Linked DNA regions of Homo sapiens: regions 1 and 3 are each linked to region 2. Evidence: chromatin contacts called from ENCODE Hi-C data. All regions are on one chromosome and are shown on one strand. The core of a region is the stretch at or near the end of the contact, and the rest is flanking DNA. Distances in the headings are between cores, read along the strand shown.

Region 1 (2,700 bases), core at 201-2,700, 2.4 Mb after region 2:
AAAACTAATAACATTTAAATGCAAAACAGGCATATTTAGTTTTGGTTTATCCAGGGAGAAGCACAGTGTAGTGGAAAAAGCTGCAGCATGACCACTGGAACTCCCAGTTTTGTCCTCTGTGAAATGAGGGGGTTAAGGCCTCTCAGATGTGGACTCAAAATACATTTGAGATACATGGAAATCATTGATCACAGCTTAGTAGATTTGGGAAACATCATCCTTTCTTTAGGATCCTTGGCTGTGCATGAGATAAAACGGACCAAGCGTGGCCGAAGAATCACGCACTAACAGAGTTCTGTGAGCTGCAGTAACAAGGTAACAATAAAAGTTGCTATTTATTTACAGAAAGGCAGTCCAGTGAAGTGGTTAGGAGCAGGTTTCTATTGTTGGGTGTGTTCAAATCCCACCTCTAACAGTTCCCTCTGACTTTGGGCAAATTACTTAACCTTGTTCCTCCTCTGTAAATGGAGAAAAGAATGGTACTTCTCTTGCTGGGTGTTGTCTAGAGAAAAGGAATTAATGTATGTAAACTACATTAAAGTAATGCCTGACAAACATTTTTACTATCACTCACTAGCATCTTCAGATTTAACTCTCTTCATAGAGATGTTAGAGGATAGTTTTGAAAAATGAAGAAACGTGCCGTTAAGTCTTTTAGATTGTTAGCAGAACTGAGACTCCATAAGACCTCTGCTTCCAAACTCTGCAGAAAAGAAAAAGGCCGGGCGCGGTGGCTCACTCCTATAATCCCAGCACTTTGGGAGGCCGAGGCGGGTGGACCACGAGGTCAGGAGTTCGAAACCAGCCTGGCCAACATAGTGAAACCCGTCTCTACTAAAAATACAAAAAATTACCCGGGCGTGGTGGCGCACGCCTGTAGTCCCAACTACTCGGAAAGCTGAGGCAGGAGAATCGCTTGAACCCGGGAGGCGGAGGCTGCAGTGAGCCGAGATCGCGCCACCGCACTCCAGCTTGGGCGACAGAGCAAGACTTCGTCTCAAAAATAAATAAATAAATAAATAAAAGTCACCCAAGGCGGGAGGGATGTTCCTGAAGACGAACGTCGCCCCATCTGAGGGAGCACTACAGCCCCAAGGTCAATACCCCAGCAGTCCTTCGATTTGCAGGCACTGGGGGTATCCACGACCCCCAGTGGTCACCACTGCACCCACGTGCAACTAGAGGGCGAGGGTGCGCTCCAGGCCAGTGAGTGACTTAGGAGCTGTGGCTGCTCCACAGAGATGCTAGCTGGGATCTAACACTCCCTTCTCTCCCATCCCTCCCCTCCTTCCCTAGGCTAAAGCCGCGGATACCTCCGAGAGGGCAGCGGCAGCTGACAGAGCCGGAGCCTCCCACCCCAGGATACACCAAAATCTGCAGCGCCTGCAGGAGAACTCGATTCGAGGGCCGAAATGCAGCAGCCATACTGTCTCGGACCATACCAACTACTGGAACCGGGGCGAGGAGGCGGAGCGTCGGTCCTGTCGTCGAGAGCGACAAAAGGGATTCGTCCAATTCTGGGCGCCCCGAGAGGTCGAGCTGTAACCCCGCCCCTTCCTCTGTCCGTAACCCGTTGGCTGTTCCTTTTGGTACGCTCCAAGATGGCTGCCTCCATAGTGCGGCGCGGGATGCTCCTGGCGCGGCAAGTGGTTCTTCCTCAGCTCTCTCCTGCAGGTTGGCCGGACAGCTTCATTAGGCCCCTGATTATTCTGTTTTTTGGGTGAAGGGAGCGGTGGGCTTTCAAGAGGAGAGGAAACGTTTCTGGAATCTGATTGCTAGGGACGCCATTTGGGGTGTTTGGTAGTGCAGAAGAAGGAGACAAGGTATCTGATCCATTTCCTTCCCTAAAATAACAGTATGTTCCTGTCCAAAGGTACGAAGAGCAGTGGAAGGTTATATAGCATGAGGGAATTTGCGTATGATTCGCCAGATTTATGTGTTGGGGTGGTCGTGCTTTTGCTGACCACGAAAAACCCAAATGTGCGCCGGGCGCGGTGGCCCACGCCTGTGGTCCCAGCACTTTGGGAACGCGAGGCGGGCGGATCGCCAGGAGTTCGAGACCAGCCTGGCCAACAGGGCGAAACCCCATCTCTACTAAAAAATACAAAGAAATTATCTGGGCCTGGTGGCGCGCGCCTGTAATCCCAGCTACTCGGGGGGCTGAGGCAGGATAATCGCTTGAACTCGGGAGGCGGAGGTTGCAGTGAGCAGAGATCGCGCCACTACACTCCAGCCTGGGCAACAGAGCGAGACCCTGTCTCAAAAAAAAAAAAAAAAAAAAAAAAGGAAAAACCTAAATGTGTCCATTCCTGGGGCTGGGACATTTTTCTCCCATCTGAGGTTTCTTTAGAGGGACGTCAGATAAACATTTTTCCCACCACCACACATTTAGCTGGACCCCTGGTCTTCGTGGAAGAATTTTTCAGTATTAATCTCATTTTATCTGATGACCTAGAGCACAACTTTTGATTGACCTTTCTTTGCTATAGTTTTCCACGTGTAGATAATAAATGCTATTAGTTACTTGTAAAATACTTTGATATCTGAACTAAATGGCAGCCCACTCAAAGCCTGCATAGTGGATCTGATAATGAAAACATTGGAAAAAAGTTTTAAAGTATTTATAGAAGCCAAATTTGCAGTGATTCTAACCACATAATCCAGACAGACATATTTGATAAAAATGCAATAATCACACTC
Region 2 (2,700 bases), core at 117-2,616:
TTTAAAAAATTTAAGTCAGTTTTATTGAAGCATAATTTACACACAGTAAAACCTGTCCTTTTTAGGTATACAGTTCTAAGTTTTTCCTAACTACACAGTTCTGTAACCACCACAATCAAAATACAAAGAATTTCCATTTCCCCCTAAAATTCCCTATGTAACTTTTAAGTCAATCCTCTTTCCCAACCCTCAGTTTGATACCTATCCCTACAGTTTTGCCTTTCCCAGAATGAAACAGGGATCAACAGTAGTACATAGCCTTTTGAATCTGGTTTCTTGCTTTTGGGATTCACCCAATTTGCTGCAGGTATAGGAACTTCAATCCTTTTTATTGTTGAGTAGTATGCTATTGTATGGATACACCACTGTTTACCCGCTGACCAGATGATAGGTATCAGGGTTGTTCCCAGTTTTGGGTGATTACGAATAAATCTGCAATAAACAACTGCATGCAAGTCTTCATGTGGACGTGTGTTTACTGCCAGACCGTTTTCCAAAAGTGCATTATTTTTCTTTTCACCAGCAATGTATGGGATGCTTTTTGCATTTTAGACACGTTTTAAACACGCGGCCAGGCGTGAGTCTATTCGTATTTTAAGGCTGCAAAAATAAAAATGATACAAAGCCAAGTCCAGCACAGAGAGCAATGTTAAGTAACAACCAACAAGGTGTGCTGCTACCAACTGCTATCACATAAACTTTGCAGCAATCACATGAAGGGTGTATGGAATGCCATTTTGCAAAGAAACGCAGATTATAGAGACGTAACACAAAGAGAAAGGACCTGGCAGTTAGATCTGGGCCGTTAAGCCCGGCTTCGCAATTCATTAGCTGTCTGGTCTTTGGCAAGGACGCCTTCAGTTTCCTCAGCAGTAAAATGAAGGGGGCGGGACTGACATCTAAGACTGTACAAGGGACAACCATATTCCCATTAGGCTCTGGGGCTGATAACCACGCTTGTGGTGAAATCAGGAATTTTTAGGACTCTTAGCGGTGGATCAAAAAGAAAAAAGAAAACAGGACAGAGTAAAATCTTGCTCCAAAGCTTGTGTTCTGGCAAATACCGTCTGTGTCTCGAATGTGAAGTTGTTTCCACTCCTCAGAGCCCACCCCACGGGTCTACCATCCTTTTCTCTTGGCAGTTCTCATTTCCGCCTACCACCGCTCACCCCCTACCCCAGCGCCCCAGAGTCCTCAGGTCCCACTAACTCAGACGCTGTGTGTCGCGAGCGTCCGAGGCATCCTCCTTACCATGGTGACGGCCGCAGAGCCGCCAGGAGCAGCCGCTGGAGTGCGAAAACGCTCTCAATTTTCGGGTCTCAAAGACCCACAAGCCCACACCACGCAGGCCGGGACAGGAAAGAGTCACCCTTTAAAACGGCCGAGTGAAGAGCAAGAACCACGCAGCGGTTCCGAGCCTCTGTTTTCCGCTTTTAGCTAGGAGGACGGAAGTTGCTGGCAGGCGGCATTTGGCCGGTACACCGCCGGAAGTGTGGAGGTGTGGCTGCCCGAGGCGGTAGAGCGGAGAAAGCCTATTTTCTTTTCGTTTAGATACATTGCCTTTTGCCTAGGCTGGCGTCGAGACTTGAGGCCGTTGCAGACTTTGGCGCGGCTCGCGCCTCCTGCTTCAAGAGCCCAGCGGTGAGAGCTGGCCTGCGGCACGCGGCCTAATGCCAGGTGAGTACTGCTCCGAGCTGTGAGACATCGCGCGCCTGTGACCCTGTCACAGCGCTGGGTACCGCTGACCTTTCAGGCTGCGACGGACACAGCCAGCCACGGAAGAGGACAACAGGGCCTCCGGACTCCCCTCGGTGTTCGCTCAGTATGGAAGTTTTTCTCTATCATTCGGCGAAGTCGACTCATCTTTGTTCCGGTCACTCTGTGTAATGTGTGCATGATTGTGAAGGATACTGAGGAATGAAAACTTAGTGTACAGAAAAATGGAACTACTGGGGCTTTGCAGCTGTTAGAAAAGAAGAAGATAACATTCTGGTTTTTTGGAGGTACAGGACTGATTCCAGAAATTTCTGAGGCATTTTGGTGCACCGAATCAAATGCTGAGTGGACTTGTATTTAGTGGCCCCCTAGTGTCAAGAAGTAATTAACTACCAGAAAGTACGTCTACTTAAATACACTATCAGGTTTACCCTTTTACTGCACAGTTGCAGAAGTTCCCTTAATTACTTCACAGCTTGCAGCGTGATTCAGTTGATGAACAAAAAGAACTGTACCAAAAGAATACTTTCATTAATTCTTAGTGCTTGTATTTGAGGCAGTATTTTGTTTTTGTTTTTGTTTTTATGGGTATTTTGAGACGGCATCTCGCCCAGTCGCCCAGGCTGGAGTGCAGGGGCACGAGCTCGGCTCACCGCAGCCTCGACCTCCCGGGATCAAGCGATCCTCCGACCTCAGCCTCAAAAGTAGCGAGCTACAGGCTCGCGCCACGAAGCCTGGCTGATTTTTGTAGTTTTTGTAGAGATGAGGTTTCACCGTGTTGCCCAGGCTGGTCTCGAACTCCCGGGTACGAGCGATCCACCCGCCTCGGCCTCCCAAAGTGTTGGGATTACAGGCTTGAGCCACAGCGCCCGGCTTTGAGGCAGTTTTTGTTTTGTTTTGAGACGGAGTTTCAATCTTGTCGCACAGGCTGGAGTGCAAATGCGCCATCTCGTCTCACTGCAACCTCTGCCTCCCGGGTTCAAG
Region 3 (2,700 bases), core at 151-2,650, 2.3 Mb before region 2:
GCCTCCCGACTAGCTGCGATTCCAGGTGCCCGCCGCCACGCCCGGCTAATTTTTGTATTTAGTAGAGACGCCCGGCTAAATTTTGTATTTCACCATGCTGGCCAGACTGCTCTCGAACTCCTGACCTGGTGATCTGCCCGCCTCGGCCTCCCAAAGTGCTGGGATTACAGGCGTGAGCTACCGCGTCCAGCCAAGGTTGTTTTTAATGTGACAGTTTAAGTATTAACATTTGCCCCTACCATCTTGGAAACGAAATAAGCTGCTTAACGTCTCCAACAAAAGCAGTTATATATCGTCCCTACTTACACAAGAAAGCCGAAGATGATAAACGCCCAGAAGAGCAACCTTAAACAGGTATAGCATTCAAAAGTTTGTAAAATTGTTTGTTTTACTTCACCTTTACTACTGTGAGCTATCATTCTCATTTAATGGGGAACTGAGACTCGGTATATAAGTTCACACACCCAGTGAATAGCAGAGATGGGATTCTGACTCAAGTCCAGCATTTTAATAAACTCAAATGTGATCTACAGTAAATGCGCCTACTGCCAATGGGATGTTAGGTCAAGTGAGAATGAAGACAATGTAGCCACAGTACTTAAGTTCAATTCACGCCAGCCGCGAGACATTGATTTAAATCAAGTAACCTGAACTCAGGTTTGCTCCTAAGGTACTTGGAATTGTAACTGCGCTGAGCTTCTACTTATTTACTTTAAGTACTCTACAGTAGTTCTGAGCCCCTGCCAGGGACCCCTTCCGAGGCTATCACGGGCTTCGAAGGCCTCGCCTGGGCTGGATGGGGCGCGGGGCTGAGGAGGACCGCGCACCTGCGTGCGGAGCTCCTGGTTGTTGCTTTCTGCGTTCTGGTACAGCCGTTCTGTGTGATGCAGCAGCTTCTCGATCTCCCGCACCTGCCGCTTGCAGCTCCGCAGTTCACGTTCCAACTTCTCCACCTTCCGCCTTAGCTGGGCCAGCTCAGGCTCGGGGGAGGTGGGCGGCGGCGGCGACCGCGGCGGGGACGGCGCCTCCGAGGCCATGAGCTCCGGCGCGAGACTGCTCGTCGCCGCGGAGGGGCTGCGTTCAGGCCGAAACGGACGCCGGCGGACCCAGAGACCACTGGAGCGCGCGGGCAGCGAAAGGCAGCCTCACACCCGGCTGGCCGCGGTGGCCCCTGGCCATGACGCCCTGAAACTCACTTGTAGCCGAACGGGGCTGCGAGCAACGAGCAAGGGGACCGAGGATGGCCCCTGCCCGATGTGCGCGGCCTGCAAACCGGAAAACTTTCCTGGAAACTACCTTCTCCAGCTACAGAGACAGAGGGAGGAGCGTCGGATAAGCAGTCGGAAAACCAGAGGCCAGAAGAGCTCCAGCAGCTCCCCAGTTGAGCCGGAAACAACGGCGCCAGCGGCAGGCGGGACCAAGACGGAACAGGAAGCGACGGAAAGCGGGAAGACCTGACAGTGTACGTGCCGACGTCTCGGCCTGCGGAGGGGCGTTACCTGAGGGCGTGGAGAGCTGTGGCAATGTGGCTACCGAAGCCCTAAGAGCGACAGGGAGGCTTGCAGCCTCTGGTCTCAGACATTTGCACGTGCGGATGTTCTTTGAACAAACTTTTAGTATAGCATGCATTTCCTATCTCCTTGTTTTACAAATAAGAACAGAGTATCCCAGAAATGATTTGTGGGGACTATGATGCTCTACTTATGTCAACTGAAGAATGAGGAGGTTAATAAATTTAGAAAAGGGCTTTATTTCTCATGAAGGGTTACAGCCTGCAGGGTGGCCTTTCTGACAGGCTTGGAAGCATAGCCTCTGGTCAGAAGCTGAGAACAGACACTTGGAAGGAAGGACAAAGGGAACAGAAATTTATGCTGAGCAGGGTGGCCAAATATATTCAATGAGCTGTAGGAGGATTCATGAATATTTATGAAAGGAGAAATATGCACATGCACAATTAAGCTTCCTGCCTCTCTATGGGACCCATATTCAAAAAATGGTGGTGTTAGCATGATCCCAGTGTGAAGTTTTCAGCCCTCTGATGTCAAATGGCAAAGCAGAGGACATGAAAACCCTCGCTGTGAGTCCCTGGTAGATTGGCCAGAACTTCTCTGTGGTTGGTGGTCTCTTATCAGGAAGGAATGCTGGTTGGTGTGAAATCAGCCCAACTGTCCTATAGAACTGATGTTTATGGTTTCTTTTGAATAAACCTGGAAATTTACCCTCCCAGTCTTAAAACTTCAGAAAGTTACATCTTTCTTATCTGAGTTCCTTTCTTGGGAAACCAACCATGAGGCCTCCCAGATAGTATCAAGGAATTGAAACTTACCAGATCACTGCATCTGGACAATGAGGCACCATACCCCTCACCCATCATGATTGCCTAACCAGCCACCTGCTGCCTGTTGAACAAGTCCTCATCCTTACCGCTCACTAATTCCTGTTTTCTCACATGTAGTCACATTTCTCCCTTGCCATATAAACCTCTAATTTTAGTTGGTTGAGGAGATGGATTTGAGACTGATTTCCTATTCTCCTTGGCTGCAGCACCCAAATAGAACCTTCTTCCCTGGCAATACTCCTTGTCTCAATGACTGGCTTTCTATGTAGTGAACAATGGGTCTATTCAGTCAGTTCAGGGGCTCAGAATTTTACTTTTATTTCTCATTTAGTCATTCTTCTGGTTCCTGAGTTTAGACCCCC

Evidence for each region. A loop is a pair of places that touch in the nucleus more often than their neighbours do. Pooled maps may share reads with other maps.
Region 1: a loop to region 2 is called in a pooled map, with 12 times the contacts of the local background. The contact joins the promoter of PTCD2 here to the promoter of NSA2 in region 2. A Hi-C loop is called at or near these places in 5 of 50 pooled maps.
Region 3: a map of CD8-positive, alpha-beta T cell shows a loop between it and region 2 (7-fold over the local background). The contact joins the promoter of AGGF1 here to the promoter of NSA2 in region 2. A Hi-C loop is called at or near these places in 2 of 168 maps with a recorded cell type or tissue (CD8-positive, alpha-beta T cell and naive thymus-derived CD4-positive, alpha-beta T cell) and 12 of 50 pooled maps.

Annotation. Positions count from the first base shown.
Region 1 is chr5:72,319,123-72,321,822 of GRCh38, reverse strand. PTCD2 (pentatricopeptide repeat domain 2) reads right to left here and starts at 1,450. Exons shown (of 10, transcript NM_024754.5): 1 at 1,314-1,450. The coding sequence starts at 1,440. It overlaps MRPS27 (mitochondrial ribosomal protein S27), which reads left to right and starts at 1,583. Exons shown (of 11, transcript NM_015084.3): 1 at 1,583-1,674. The coding sequence starts at 1,602. RefSeq lists enhancers at 1,252-1,461, 1,522-1,851, 1,450-1,990, 1,991-2,532.
Region 2 is chr5:74,765,915-74,768,614 of GRCh38, reverse strand. NSA2 (NSA2 ribosome biogenesis factor) reads right to left here and starts at 1,366. Exons shown (of 6, transcript NM_014886.6): 1 at 1,252-1,366. The coding sequence starts at 1,254. GFM2 (GTP dependent ribosome recycling factor mitochondrial 2) reads left to right here and starts at 1,498. Exons shown (of 21, transcript NM_032380.5): 1 at 1,498-1,677. RefSeq lists an enhancer at 1,346-1,785.
Region 3 is chr5:77,029,104-77,031,803 of GRCh38, reverse strand. AGGF1 (angiogenic factor with G-patch and FHA domains 1) reads right to left here and starts at 1,400. Exons shown (of 14, transcript NM_018046.5): 1 at 828-1,400. The coding sequence starts at 1,037. RefSeq lists enhancers at 583-1,162, 1,174-1,523, 1,163-1,742.